Linked DNA regions of Homo sapiens: region 2 is linked to region 1. A link is a loop called in an ENCODE intact Hi-C map of the cell type or tissue named here. Cell type or tissue: PC-3. All regions are shown on one strand. Each heading gives the region's core, and the rest is flanking DNA. Links, peaks and the distances in the headings are about the cores only. Region 1 overlaps MRPS27 (mitochondrial ribosomal protein S27). Region 2 has its middle 59 kb from the start of CARTPT.

The links. Peaks named below come from ENCODE experiments on the same cell type or tissue, not always from the same donor. Only the 100,000 strongest peaks of a DNase experiment are listed, where the experiment ranks them.
Region 2: it touches region 1 in a loop (7-fold over the local background); 5 of 110 quality-filtered maps call a loop at or near these places.

What each region holds. Positions count from the first base shown.
Region 1 is chr5:72,243,478-72,246,296 of GRCh38, forward strand. The region is part of intron 4 of MRPS27 (mitochondrial ribosomal protein S27); the gene reads right to left. Among named protein-coding and RNA genes, the nearest start is that of MRPS27, 75 kb to the right of the region's middle. RefSeq lists a silencer at 1,525-1,819. In PC-3, for the core only: a CTCF peak has its summit at 1,638; no DNase peak of the experiment used is centred there; H3K27ac peaks cover 547 bases.
Region 2 is chr5:71,777,094-71,779,912 of GRCh38, forward strand. No RefSeq gene overlaps it. Among named protein-coding and RNA genes, the nearest start is that of CARTPT, 59 kb to the left of the region's middle. RefSeq lists an enhancer at 1,649-1,943. In PC-3, for the core only: a CTCF peak has its summit at 1,758; no DNase peak of the experiment used is centred there.

The DNA of each region.
Region 1 (2,819 bases), core at 204-2,703:
AGTACTTAAAAAAAGAGGGCAGGGTTTAATACAGAAATCGATAATAAAAACATCAGTATTATAAGTTAAAATTTCCTGCTTGGGATCTCAGATTCTTACTCAAAGAATTTAAGGTAATTTTAACTTTCCACATACACACACTTAGCCTGCACAAAATAAAAGCACCAGGTGCTAGAGTCCCCTCCAAAACACCTCTCCCACCCTGCCAACAAAAGTCAACCAGATTGGGCTTGAATATTTCCAACGAATTCACTATCTACCTTCACAATACAGATAAAAATGTCTTTCTTTAAAAGTTCTAATTTTTAAAAAATTAAAGTCAAGTTTACAGAGATACAATGTACAAACAAAAAAATTCATACGTTCAGTTTACAGTTCTATGAATTTTGACAAATGCATCCAGTTGCATAATCATGACCACAATCAAGATAAGCCCCCTTTGTAGTCAACCTCTCCAGGGTTTGCTGGTCAATTTAAGCAAATTTTATATAGGTAACCTCCTTGGGTCCCTTTCCAGATCTAGAGTTATTAATTTTGTAAGAGGAAAAGCAAATAAGATAATAAAACCACCACAATATCATCTATTGGTTGGTTTATAATGTATATTCTGTCAATTTCCCAGAAGAATTTGAAAAAATTAAAACTCAGCTTGTGAGTAGTTTTTTTTTTGAGCCCTACATATAGTCATTAGACCTTCTGGAATCCCTGCCTGCTAATCTAAAAAGGGTGATGAGTAAGTAGATTTTTGGTAGAGAATAACAGGGGCATAGAATTTTGCAGATGTGGAGTGCTAAATAAATGCAGCATAACAACACATTTTTTGAAATGAAGATAGATAACAGAGGGACTTGTTAGATATCAAAGTCTGAATTTGTCAGACCAAGGGCTTAAAAAAGAGGCCCTTAGCATTTCACCTGGAAACACACTGGTATAAATATGACATACTAGAAACTACTCCAGGAGAGTTATTCTTATTATCCACATCCTCTCATGAAACAGAAAGCAATCAAAAGTAGGATGCATGTCACCACATTATTCTCTCTCCCTGCTCTCTGATCTGCCTGCTGTTTTGCCAGATCTAACTCTCAGTCTAGAAGACATATTTCTGCTTCATTTAAGTATTTACTGAGTAGCTACCTTTTGCTCAGGCATGGTGATCTATATTCTTTACCCACTGATCTACTAATTTCCTTTAATTCCAATTTTTTTTTGTTTTTTTAAGTAGAGACGGAAGTGTTGCTATGTTGACCAGGCTGATCTCAAACTCCTGGCCTCAAGTGATCTTCCTGCCTTGGCCTCTCATCATGCCTAGCCCTAACTCCTATCTTAAAGATGACATCTCTCCCTTTCTGATACAGAAAAAATACCTATAGACAGACTGTAAGCTCTGCTGCTCTCTCTCTCTCTCTCTCTCTTACTTTCATGGTACATAAGGGAGGCAGTCAGAATGAAGTCAGTTGTGTTCTTTGTCTAAAGCCTGGAACACTATTTTATCAGCCTCCAAAGAGCAATATGTGTAGATAACCAGGGAGGATTACTTGTGGGGAGAATGGGAGAAGAAACAAGTATTTACAGTCATCACTGAGGTGCCCATCTGGAGATGGTCCTAAAAGCAGAAAATGGCTTTGTGGCCACCACCTGACCTATCAGTGAAACTGCACCCAGAAGCAGCTGGTAAGACTTCTCCAGCCTCTCTAAAGCTATACACACACTGGCTCACAGGTCAGCTTCATGACTGAGAGGCAGTTACTGAAGGCCAAGGTTAGGCTACAGAGGGCCTTTACCTAGGAACAGCAGGATGTTGAGAAAAACTGGATCCCGGAACCAGTCCTGTTTATAAAAGCATATAAAGTTATGGAAACTGGCTTGGTTTGGACAGAGATAAGCGAAATATTTTGGTTTTTGAGTAGGAAATTTATGAGCAATAAATGAGCCAGTTTTAAATACATGCAAACATTTCCTGATGTCTCCTAAAGCTTTGGCTAGGAACTGCAGATAAAATTTCTGCAAAATCACAAATAATACAATGATTAAGATAGGAAAATCACATATATTAATTAAACACTGGTTTTGAATAATTCTGGGAAAAAGAAAGGTGAGAAAGAAAAAAAAGGAGGAAAACAAAGGAATAGAATAGAAATAAAAACCAGAATTTCTGGAGTATGCTAGGCTTAGTGAAGTTGTCAGGATTAAGTCTGCCACAAAAGAAATGAGCAGGCAAAGAGCCTGGCCCAGGAGATGAAGCACACCAGGGTAAAAGCAGAAAAGAATTAAGCCAGTGTTGAGCAGATTTATATGTGTTTGTATGTGAGATTACGGATTTCTTTAGGGGTATTTCTGAGGGAAGAGAAGCTCAGTACTAATCAGGATTTCTTAAGAATTAGATTTTTATTAAAGAAGAAAAGCATCTCAGTATTTTAAACATTCTGATTCTCTAACACATGAAAAAGTTGAATCCCTAGGCATTCTTTGTTTGTAGCAAAAGGAAGGTTGGACATACTTCCAGTGATACAATCCAATTCATAGCTAGTTTCTATTTCTGTAACTCTACTGACTCCTCTATTAAGCTTTTAAGCTCTTAAAAGGCAGGGGACAAGTTATCTATCATTTTGCGTCTACAAACAAGTGAACAAGGACTCAAGTAGGTGCCTGATAATTTGGCAACAGTGACTCGGCCTGCTAAGACTGCATAAATACCCATCATGCATGCTGAAATTCATGAGGATTATTTATATTTGAAACAGTAATTCACTTCTGGTTGTGAAGTATCCTGGCTAAAATAAAGTTGAAGCCAAGAAGAAATGCTGCCTTTTTTGTAC
Region 2 (2,819 bases), core at 245-2,744, 470 kb before region 1:
ATGATCTGATGCACCTTCAAACCAGTGTTCTTGAGATGTTTAATCAAATTTATTGAGAAGAAATGCTGATCATTCTGCCCTTGGTTTGTTTAGATCTGGCCCCAGACTTGCAAATTATACTTGGCATAGCAAAGATTCTGCAGTGAATCAGATCAGCCTCTTTTGCTTTTTAGTGGAAAAAGGAAAGAATAATATGAAAAACACTTATGTAACCACCACCATACAAAATTATAAAAGTGTTTAATATTTGGACATAATTGCTATATTCCCTCTTCCTCTTCTTCTTCCTCTACTTGTTTTTTTTTCTTAAAAAAGGAAAATATTACATGAAAGTGAAGGCCTATATATTTTCCACTTTCCCCAGCGGCAACACTATCAAGAATTTGAGCATCCATACATTTATACTTTTATGAATCTGTGAACAATATGCAATGCTGCTGTGTGGTTTTGAAGTTTACTTGAATTACATACGCTTCACTCAATACTCTGTAACTGGCTCTTTTCTCTAAACATATTTTCAAGCTCTACCCACGTAGATCCAAGTGGCTAATTAATTTTAACTGCTATTTAGTATTCCATTGTGCAATAACACCACACGCAATTTATCTACTCTGATTGATGGATTTTAAGGCTTTCCAAATTTTTCACTATTACAAGCTATTACTGCATTGCTCTTAATATTTAACCATTTAATATGATAATTGCTGATGATTTTTGGTAAAGACCCTTTATCAGATTAAGAAAGTTCCCTTATGGGGAAAGGAGAGAGGGAGGGTGACCAGGGCTGAAAAACTGCCTATTGGGTCTTTGCTGAGTACCTGGATGATGGAATCATTCGTACCCCAACCCCAGGGTCACAACATACCCATGTAACAAATCTGCACATGTACCCCCTGAATCCAAAATAAAAGTTGAAATTATAAAATAAAAAAAGGAAATTTCGCCTCTATTGCTTGTTGGCTAAGTGTTTCAAACTCTTCTTACAGTCAGTTTTATCTTCCTACTTGGGGGTTTTCCTCCCAGATGCAAAAAGCTTATCACAGATGTTCCTTCAGATTAGATATAATAGTCTGTCTGAAATAGAGATTTCATAAATTCATTTCATTATGCTTTCCTTGATGTTTCAGTTCTCCTGGTTGATTGGTGCCCTGGAAAGCTGCCCAAATAACCCATCCCTGCATCTGCCTCTATCAATTTGGGAAGTCAACCATTAGAGTATTCTTTTAATATCCAGTTTAAAAACTAACTTATAAGTTAAACAAAGACTTCTATTTATTTTATAAGAATTCTTAAATCTTTGGGGTAGGAATATTCTACCTAAAAACAATGCTTAGCTTAAACAAAAACGGAACCTCTCATAGAAAAAAAAATTGTCATCACAGACTGAGATATTTTTGCCCCCTAAAGCAAAAATGCTACTTACTTTGGACTTAGTATACTATTTTTAAAATTAAGTATAAAAACACATATCAGACCTGAATTTTAAAAAGTAGTCTTACTGTAAATACAAGAAAAACTAGATATTTAATAAGGTAAAATGACAGAATGAAATTATATATTTACCATATCTTCAGTACATTTTGTGCTGCACAATGCACTTGCAATTATATAAAGCATTCTGTGTGTGCTATGTATTATAATTGTTGTTAATTTGAGATAACTGAAAATAGGAATTGCATAGACAGTAAATATTTTACGTTTTCTCTTTGACTGAAAGTAGGTGACACTTCCTGTGGCTGCCATTTCAACAGTCCCCACTGTATGGCAGAAGCAGCCTGCTCAATCCGCTAGTATCCACAGCAATCAATATGGCATTCTTTCCTTTTCTAGGAGCCAGAAAGCCTGTGATTATGTGCATTATGTGATGGAAGAAAGGATGGTATTTAGAGTAAGTCCCTCAAGATACAGCATTGTATAGTCACAGTGATATTGACGCATGTATCATAATGCATATATCCTTCTATTTTCCTTTTTACCCCCAAATAAGTACATTCTTCTATCTCTACAGACAACTGTGTTGCACAAGTAACCTTCTTATATCAAATCCACTAGAACATGAGCCAAGATATTGTCAGATATTAAATAATAGGAGAAACATCATCATTCAGAGATGCTGCTAACTACCACTTAGGTAAACAGAAATGTCAGTTTGTGAATGCTTTTCGTATTCACTGCAACATTACTTTCTAAGGCGTGCGACACTGAAGGAATGTACTCACACTTATGTAAAGCTATGAAGCTGCCATATTGTGCACGCTATTCTCATGTATGCCTGCTGATGTTCAGAGATGGCTAAGATGCAGAATATTTCCAACTTGTATTGGCAACTCAACCCATAGTTGAAATGGCTTGGGCTTTCCTAAGATAAACAACTGTGGAATCGGGCCTGGCATTAGGGTCTTTATTTAAGAAGACACCCAGATCTGCTTTAGGAGCCCTCTGCTTCACATTTTCCTTCCAATGGTGAGCCATGATCTTTGAAATCCCAAATATTAGCAATGACTTAAGATCTTTCTGGAGAGAAGAGTGCTTTAACTGGGTTAAGTTTAGTTATCAACTTAATGCTTTTCAACTAGAAAAAGTTGCGTTTTTCCAGTCATAGGGACACAGTAGAGTGTGCTAGGTGTGTGGCAAAGCACAGGATAATGTATGTGACATATTTTCTTGGTGGGTCATATTTGGTCATTGAGTAATGTAACACATTGCTGTTAAGTTCTTACAAATAGACCTGGAATAGAATGCAACATTCACATGAATTTTATGACAAAATGTGAATCTTCAATTAAGTTTCCTGCTTGCAACAGACTGCTTCTTACCTT